2 separate regions of the Homo sapiens genome follow, and region 2 is linked to region 1. Evidence: chromatin loops called from intact Hi-C (ENCODE). Cell type or tissue: mammary epithelial cell. All regions are shown on one strand.

Evidence for each region. A loop is a pair of places that touch in the nucleus more often than their neighbours do. Peaks named below come from ENCODE experiments on the same cell type or tissue, not always from the same donor. Only the 100,000 strongest peaks of a DNase experiment are listed, where the experiment ranks them.
Region 2: it touches region 1 in a loop (4-fold over the local background); 4 of 110 quality-filtered maps call a loop at or near these places.

Annotation. Positions count from the first base shown.
Region 1 is chr7:95,914,826-95,919,825 of GRCh38, reverse strand. The region is part of intron 6 of DYNC1I1 (dynein cytoplasmic 1 intermediate chain 1); the gene reads right to left. Among named protein-coding and RNA genes, the nearest start is that of DYNC1I1, 140 kb to the right of the region's middle. In mammary epithelial cell, CTCF peaks have their summits at 7 and 3,068 (motif pointing left); no DNase peak of the experiment used is centred here.
Region 2 is chr7:96,593,355-96,598,354 of GRCh38, reverse strand. It overlaps a transcript of SEM1 not described here. Among named protein-coding and RNA genes, the nearest start is that of SEM1, 110 kb to the left of the region's middle. RefSeq lists an enhancer at 1,315-2,231. In mammary epithelial cell, a CTCF peak has its summit at 2,024 (motif pointing left); no DNase peak of the experiment used is centred here.

The DNA.
Region 1 (5,000 bases):
TTGACCACTGGGAACTCTTTCAGTTTGCTCCTAAAGATTACTTTTTAAGAAGTTAATACATCTTTCCTGTTCTCACTTCATATTTTTCCCCAAATTATATATGAGAAGAGCATGCCAATTTTCATGTTGATTTTGAGCTGTTTTAAATATCAAAAACAGATTTTTAGATTTGGTATGTGACAGCTCACACAGAGAGGACATCTTAGTTGGTGGACAATAAAATGTTTGCCCAGAGTCCAACTAGTCCTCTTAATTAAAACTATGAATTGTTGCAGCTTTTCTCATATGATGTCATAACTTTTTCTCTTTTACTTTGTTTTACATATTTACCTAGAAGTGGCCATGAAAAGAAGCTGATTTTTAAATTATTTAGAAACATGAAACCAAACATCAAACGTGATTAACTCTGTTTGTGAAATTAATCTATATTTATGAAAATAGAATGGATATCATATGGTATTTAGAGATAAAATTAGCATAGCATATTTCTAGCTAGCCAACCCAGAAATAACTTTCTTCCTAGTCTTTGGAAAAACCTCTAAGTCTGTAACATAGGGTCAGCAACAAAATATTATGTCTAGTTTTTTTTTATTTTTGTGAGGGGGATAGTGTAACCTATGGAAAACATTATTCAGATATTTCAGTAGAATTAATTGCTAATTTGCAAGAATGCATAGCCTTATATGAATATATAAAAATACACAGCAAAACTCTAGTTTATTACTGAGCAAACAATCAGCATGTTGTCATTCAACTGTCATTCCATAATATTTCTGAGTTGCCTACTCTGTACAAAAGGAACAACTTCTTCAGTGTCCCTCCCATCTTGTCCTCAAAGGCTAGAGTAAAAAACAGTTCCTAAAACTGTTGAGAAGTACTCTTTTAAGAAGATCTCACAAGATTTAAGTTCTGATACATTGTCTATTAAAATGGAAAAGTCATGAATTCTGGGAAATTGAGGTTGTTCCCCAAATGATAATATTTATGGTATTGTTTAAGGGAAAATAATGGGGGGCATGGTAAACAAAACTGTGTTCTAACAATGAAGAATTTCAAATAAGCAATGCAAAGGAAAACAGAGAAAACTCAGCTCTCTATAAATTTTCGCCTTAAGGCCTCAGCAACCTTCCATTCACCTCTAGGAAGTTAGTTCTTTCTTTTTCCAAAGGAATTTCTTCAGCTTGACTGCTTTTACAGGTGCCAACAGCAACAAACCATCACAAAAAAAGGCAACTGCTAAATGGCACACACATGCACACCCACACATGCACATGTGTGCACACACAGACACACCCACATACTTCTCTCCTTTTTACATCTATGCTTCCACAATTTCCCTCATGAACAAGAAGCTGTTTTGCCACCGCCAGGAAGGGTGGGGAGCCCCTTAGCCCTTCTTCCTTGGTTAGCAAGTGGGGAGGAGAAGAACAAGAGAAAGGAAATGGCTGAAAGGAAAACTACAGACCCACAGGAACAACAACACCAACAAAAAACCACACCAGGCAGTGATCACTAGTGGACACTTAGACCGAGAGGCAGGGAAATTATAATGTGGCCCATAAGGTGTGAAGTGGCATAAAGAAAGCCTGACTTCCTTATTTAATGTAATCAATCAAGATTAAATGGATTCTCCTGTGCAACAGAAGAGTAAGGTTTTTTGCTCCCTCCACCAATTTGAAGACAGGGAAACGGAGGCAGAAAGGTCAGCTGACCTCCTGAAGGCCACCCAGCAAGCCTCAGCTTCTCTTTAAAATAAAGGTTTACTTTAGATACTCAAATAGACATTTTTAAATGTTGTTCAAATCCAAAAACCTCAACCACTGGTCCTCATGTTTACAGTTCAGGATTATACAAATTTCCCTTGGTCCTCTGAGGCCTCATCTAAGAGACTTGATTGATGCTCTCCTGCAGCCCCAGGCCAAGGGGCAGAATGTTTCACGGAGAACACAGCCATTAGCTAATGGAAGACATTTTTCATCCTGTGGAAGGACAGCCGACTGCAGCCAGCTACAGGGCCGGCCAAAAGTGGCACCTACCAGCTATGAAGGACGGCGAGTGCCCAGTGCCCACAAGGTGAAGAAAAACCACATGAAGCAAAGTTCAGATCCACTGAGAACTTTATCACGATGCTGTTGGCACAAACTGACGCCATCACAAAGATGACTAGCAAATGCAATTCCCGTGGTATTTTTGATACTTTCTATTTCACCACAACGTCTTCAGCAACTTGTACCGTTTTTGAATGACTGAAGGGATTGGGGATGGGGTTCTGTAAATATACCTATATAAGTGGTGGGGGTTCCAGAATGTCTCAGGAGGAGGTGCTTAAGCATAGCATTTTCTTTGGAAGGGTACTCGGGAGAGCTCTGGCTAGAAAGTTCGACTTGACGCTGTATTTACATAGCAGTTTATAATATTTTATAAATATTGAGGGACTGTCAATAGTTCATCTCAAAGAATGGAGGTGCTGGAAGGGATATAAAAGGTCTTCCTCCGATCACCTCTCAGCACTGCCTGCCTGAAAGGAGAGAAAGCTTTTGAGTCTATAAAATCATGCCCCTCCCACCCGCTTCTCGCTACCGAAGCCACGGACACCCCGTCCCCAGTCCACAATCCAGAGGCCAAGGTCGCACAGATATTTTCTCGTCATTGCACCAGGTCAGGGGATAACTGGCAAGGCCGGTTGGAAAGTGAAAGTGTAAACAGGCTTTTATTTTCCCCTTCTTTTGGCTCTCCATGAATACAACTTTCACATAAGAACCTCAAGCTGATGGAAAAATTAGATAATCACACCCGGTTGCCCTCAACTACCATACTCATCCTTACTGTGGGTCAGCTAAGGGCTCCGCAGAAAAGGGAAGAAACACTAATTGCCTGGTTTTATTGATGCCTTTGGGGAAACGAAATAGAAAAAGACACAAAGAAACAACTTTGATGAATTTAAGACAGTTTTCTCGTTCTGATTGCTTTGACTGAATTAAGATAATTTCCATGTTTTTGAAAGTGCTGAAATCAGGCTGTGAGCAGTTTTCTAAAAAGTAAGCCAGCAGCGCCCTCTACTGGCCATTTTTTGTGCAGCGTGCGGAATCCAAGACAGGACAAAGCGGCAAAACTGGGTTTAAGAGACAGGGAAATGTCCGAGGGAAGGCTGCGTATGTCAAAAAAACAATGAATGGTCACATAATAAAGGTCAGATGTGAAATCGTAGCTATTTCTCAATGGTCAGGTAAGTACTCTGTCATAAGATATATGAAAATTCGGCCCTTATATGGAAAACACAAAAAGAAAATGGAGAACAACTCAGATCTAATAGAACACAAATGTCTACTGATTATTCTATCGTTTTTATAAATAAACATATTCAAATATTAAACAAAATTTTCCCCTTTAGAGGAAACTGTTCAAATAAACATGGAGTGATATTTCTGAAACTCACATAATTTAGGCCAGTTTTTCCACTCAGATCCACACTCTGCTTACATACTCCAGTTTCAAATTTAAGGCGAAGAAAAGCTCGCCAATCAAAGGCTTTTATTGGCAATGGAAAATAAAGTTCTCTAAGCCCACAATGAAGTGACTTTATATGGGAAATATTTCATTTTGAGAAATGTTTTTATACTTGAGAAAGATAATTTTTAGTTAGAAATATTTCCATCTGTGGCTAGTTTCTTTTAAATAAATATTTTAAATATGGGCACCAGTATGACTTCTAGATGTTCTTTGTTAAGCAGTTCAGACAGAATGGTATAGTGCTGGGCATATATTCTTAGAGAAAAATCAAATCTCAAAGCTTCAAAAGTCAACAGATTCTAAGAGTACTGATAACTAGGTATTTACTTGAAGGCAAATCAATCTCTTTTCAGGTTGGGGAGATCACTTTGTTGTTGTTGAACAGATACGGATGAAAAGACTACCAAGCGCAGTTTCACTTTCTCTGCCTGTGAGCTGCAATGGGAAACCCTATTTATTGGCACATCCCAACTTAAACAGAAGAAATATCCTAACCTAACTGGAAAGCAAACAACTAAAATTTTTTTTGTTAATATGGGAATTTAGATCGTATAAATGTATAGCCCATTTGAGTGAAAAGAGAAATTTTCTCATTTCATTTCATTGACAACGAGGAATTGCATTCTGTGAATTTATGACTTTTATTTGACAGCAATTTGCCAGAGTCCTGTAGACAGTAGCACTGAAAAAAACACATTAAATACAGTGAGAGTTTCTCACACATATAGATTTATATAGTTTTATAGCTCCAAGTGAACAGGAGAATCATTTAATCTGACCCCACTCCATCAGGACATAACTCTTCTTGGTATTCAATAAATTGTTTAAAAAAATAGCTTTACCTGAAGTGTATAGAAATAAAACATAAATATGCTTCAATGATTTGGGTTTATAAAATACAAATTAAACAGAAAAATCAAAGCTCTGGAGATAGATGTAAGTTCAAATCCCAGCAACCCATCTCTTTAGCTATGTGACTTTGTTCGTGTTAGTCAAATCTTTCTGATCTCAGGCTCCTGATCTGTAAATACTTTTCAGGGTTGTACTGGAGATAATAATGCACAAAGCTTCTGGAACAAAAGTGCTCAATGAATGATAGCTATTACTATAGTTCGTTATTATGTGTTTGTCCTCCTTGGCTGTCTTTGTGACCATACAAAAATGTCACGCTTTCTGAATTAGGAAGAACTTAATTATCTAAGTAACATGAAGGAAATGCTGGCACATGAAATACAGTTAATTCACTATGTCATTTAAGATATAACTGAGATCATTCATTTCAGGGTCAAGCAATGGATCTCGAGGGGCACAGAGTAGAAAATAAAATGCCACCAGATTTTTGCTTTAATCAAAAGTCTCATCTTAATTAAAAAGCAAACAAGTGATTCCATTTAAGAGAAGTACATGAGCAATTTCATTTGCTCAGTTTCCCTTTTAGGACATGACTTCTGATTACTCAAACAAGACTTCTGGAGGAAAAGGCCACGAGA
Region 2 (5,000 bases), 680 kb before region 1:
GTAGCCATGACAAACACCCCATACAATATTTAGTTCTCAGTTGGCTTTTGCCTCTTCTAATTCTGTGCATTCTATCCAGCTCAAACTCATAAATTAGATTTTTCTTTCTAATAATCCCTGACTCTACCAGTTCATTATCTTTTTTTGAGTTTTAAAATTCAGGGTGCAGGTAGATAACAATTTAAAGTTTAATTCAAATGAAAGTATTTATAGTTTGGCTCAGCATATTTTGTATGGTGTTTCTAAGAGTGACCAGGACTTTAAAATGTTGCGATTTGGATTAAATAAATTATAATTCATTCAAAAACAAGAAATTATGCAGCTATGAAAATGACTGAGGAAACCATGTACTGAGATAAATTTAAGTCAAAGATATGTTTAGTGACAAAGTAAGATGCAAAACAGCATGCAGAGCATATTGACTTTTGCATTAAAGTAGGTGAGAACTATATATATGTGTTTGTTTACTTGGATGTACAAAAAGAAATATAAGAAAAACACACACGAAACCAATAACAATATTTAGGGCATGAACAATGGGCAGAAGATAACTAGGTGGATTGGGTACAAGAGTGAGGAGGCATTTTACTGTATACAGTTTTAGATCCTTTAACCATGTGACTATGTGTGTGTGCATGTGTATGTGGTGTGTGTGTGTGTATATATATATATATATATCATATATACTATATGAGAAATTTATATATAATTGTAAAGTTCTTCACTAAACCAAAACATAAATAAAGTGCAGGAGTCCAAAAAAATTGCAAGCTGATGAATCTATGGGAAGAATATATAATAGTGACCTGTATTTTATGTGCAAACCCTGTCATCTTGTGTCTTGCTAATATCTCAAGGATAAGCTACCAAATGCCTACAGTTTGACCACTAGGTAAAAGGAGAGATCAGGAAACTTCAGAAAACACAACCACCTGATAATCTTCTTAAGGGCATTTGGAATGCTCAGTGATCCACGAATGTCAAGGCAAACTTCTGATATGCCTCTTCCAAGTTCCATATAAATCTCTTTATCTAAGGTAAACTTTGGGTCAGTAAGAAATGCCAGGGACCTTTGTTTTATGCTCCTGAGTGTTTTAGATGCATTATTTCACGTATACTCCTAATAGTTCAAGACATATACAGCATTTCTAATATCTTTTCGTAAGCAGAGATGGTTAAGGCATTGAATAATCCGGCCCTGACTATGACAGTATGCTCAGTGGCAAAGGAGAAAACACTTTAGTTTGATTCCTAGCCATAGCATTACAAGGATTCAAAGCCTTTCACCTCCTGTCCATTTCTATGTTAGTTTCCCCTCAAAACACTCCCCATTCTCCTGTTACAATACCAGCTTCAGTGTAATTTTATAGCTCATTTCTTATGTACCTAGATTCCTTTCTTTTTTCAGATGGCATATTTGCCTCTGATATCTGGGGAATGCTTATCATTGGAATTATTAAATGTACAAGCTGACACAACAAACCACCAATTTGTTATTTTGATGAAAATATTTTTGTATTTTCAGCAGATGGCTAAAAAATGTTGCCTTTGTTATACAGTCTTTGTTTTGACAAAGACAAAAAAGAGAGAGAAAGAAAGCTCTGGATCATTTTTCCAGTGAAACTTAATCTAAAACCAAACAATTTAGCACGTGACTTCTGAGTGTGTTCCATGTGTTTCTAGAGCCCATTTCCCTGGCAACCTCCACACTCTCCCAGCTGTAGAGGTCAACACAATAGACTTGTCACAGGTTTTAAGTCGGGTAACCACTTTTAATTTGGAGAAATTATTACCCGGGGAGAAAATAGGCTGGTCCTATACTTCAAAGAAAAAAATAGAAATCAAGATGCACACGGCCTCCTGAATTGGACCGACTTAATGGTGCTGTGTGCCTCATAAGCAGCTGTTCAAATAAGTAGCTGCCCAGAGGAAATGTATATTCAAATGCTTCTTGTCATTTGCTTCTCCTTGCTTCACACCTAAAAGCCAGATGCAAGCTCTTCCAGGGCTAACAAATAGATGCCTTCTGGTGGCTCATTATGGTAATTACTGGCCATATATTACTGCCATGTGAAAAGGGTTGTAAGGCAGGCCAGCCCAGGGGCATTTACAAGTGGTTTATTTGTGTTGAGCTATTAAGAATCCGCCAGTTATCAGATCAACCACTGCTCTTTGGGTTTTACAAGCAAGTTGTTCCCTAACAATCTGATCCTTCATCTGCTACCTTTGTGATATGTTTAAGCACCACTTAGAGACCTAACATACTGCTTAGGAAACTTACTTTACCTGTTTGCAAAGAATTTCCAAAGTCCACTGCATCCTATGAACAGTTTCTGCATGAATCCTTCCCAACTCCCTCCCCTCCACCCTATGCCTGCAAAGGCTGCATAGCTTGCTCTATTCTTTGATCGAAGAGGTGTGTAACAGGGCTACACACCTCTTTGTTGGCCATAAGCACCTTCTTGGTGTAAATGAACATGGATGCAACCGAGTTTTATGAGTTTGGACAACCTCAGCGTTCACTTCAGGTTATGATGAGTCTGAAGCTCATTACAAGTTAGGGGGAAAGTCTTCTTTAACAAACAGAATAGAACACTTATGAATATAAAATTAAGCACAGAAATGAATATTTGGAATAAGAAACAATTTTTTAAAAGCTGAAAATCTATAAACATCTGGCCCTAAAAAAAAAATCTAAAAATCGAAAAACAAAACAAAGAAGAATAACATGACTTTTAGAAATTAACTTCCCAACTTTCCTATAATGCTGTTGTTCTTACTTTGGGGACAACAGAGTCTTTGATTGCCTTTTCATATGACAATGGTTTGTTTGTTTGTTTTGTGTTTTTGTGAGATGGGGTCTCACTCTGTCTGGAGTGCAGTGACGCAGTCATGGCTCACCACAACCTTGACCTCCTGGGCTCAAGTCATCCTCCCACCTCAGCCTCCCAATTAGCTGGGACTACATGTGCACACCACCATGCTGGACAGTTTTTTAAGTTTTTGTAGAGATGGGGTTTTGCCATGTTGCCCACACTGGTCTCAAATGCCTGGGCTCAAGTGATCCTTCCACTTTGGCCTCCTAAAGTGCTGGGATTACAGGTGTGAGCCCCTGTGCCCGGCCTAACTATTTTTATATAGAGAAAAGAAAGATGATTCAGACTTTATTTAGCATCATTGATTAAAAAAAATATTACCTAGTTTGAGAAAAGTTCCTTTCAGCTTCATGATATAGAAGCTTCATGTAAATTCTAAAAATTTTTAGAATTCTGTTAAATTTGGGGAAATGTTCATTAAATTTTTTATATATGAGCTATAATATTTCAGGGCATTTTAAGTTTTATTTTGCAGTAACTAATCTTAAGTACACTTTGACTTGAAATATATTCATTTTTATAGATGACACCAGTGAAATATATCTTTCTTAATAAACTACTCCTTTTGTTTTAATCTGAAAATTCTTTTGTTTATGTAGCTGCTCTGTATCACAGTAATTTCTATTGATTTCATCACTCATTTTTAGTGTTTTTAGTTTCATATTCCATTATTTTTTCTGAATTTTCTTTTAGTTTTGTAATACATTAATAGATGATAAAAATGGTACTCTTCGAAAACATTCAAATCAGGAGAATACTGAAAAGAAATTCTCACTTGTTTTATTAAAGCATTTCAAAACATTTTACCAAATTTGTTTCTCAGTGTTAGAATAATTTTGCCAATTAACAAAAAACACTTAATATTTGGAAGGTGCCCATGCAAGCAAGAGACCATGAAGCTTAAGCTTCATTAGAGTTATAAAAAACAATCTGCTTTTGGGCCTTTAAGAGATAAGCTGATAGACAGGACTCACTTACCTATGCATCCCTGCTCCATACAGTCTATTGCCAAAGACATAGTCATTCAATTTAAATTTGGAAACAGGAGCTTCAAGCTAATTTTTTTTTAATGGTGGGGGGGTTTTCATATTCCCAGAATCCTCAGAGGATGTGGGATGGGGAATAGAGTGGGAAGGAGCTCTTGGTGTGGGAAGTGGGTGGCAGAAAAATGAGAAGAAATGGCTCTTGGAAACTGTCCACTTTTCAGCCTGGTGTCAGGACCTACAAGCTTATTTACACTCTACTTCTAATGGCAGGCATTTGGTTGTTGCAAATGCATAAATCTGCTTCTCACAGGAGACAGAATATTCAGCACATTTTTGGGGGCTGACATTATCTCACTAATTATAACAGCAAAATTAGAAATAATCTAAATATAAAAAAGCCAAGTGTTGGTTAGATGCCTTATTACATATCTACATAATGGACGCATGCAACATCTTAAAATGTTCCCTAATACTATATCTATTGATTTGAAAATTGTTAATAATATATTTTTCATGAAACAAAATAGATACAAAACAATATGAGGGGTAAAAATTCCAGTTTTGCTTATTAAAAAAAAAACAAACCCAACTTTTTATCTACATAGTCAACATAGATGTTATAAGTACCAAAGTGTTGAGAGTAGTTGTCTCTGGGCAAGTAGAATTGAAAGATTTGAAACTTCTCTTTAAAAAAAAAATGCTTATTCATATCAGTCATTCTTTTTCCTAACGACCTTCTTTCATTTTGGTAATGGGAAAATATTTCTAATGCAAATAAGGAAAATATCACTTTGATATTGGATTTCTTTAGTCTTTGCCAATAAAATAATTATCTGAAATTTAAATTTGTGTATGCAGTTTGATATTCATGTTAAAGCCCCATTTTCTGGAGGTCTTAATCTATTTCTAAGAAGAATTACTCTCCAGCATTTACTATAGCAAGAGGAGGGAGGTCAACTTCACATACGGCACACTGGGTTCTGCAAATTTCATCTGATTGGGGAACAGGCCAACATACCAAAAAATTAGTTCCAGGTGGCTGTAAGAGAAATGTTTTATGTTTAATTGAATTTTTCTAGGAGGTATGTATATGTAAAGTATTCTCTGGAAAAGGTTATATTTAGTCATTCACACTTAC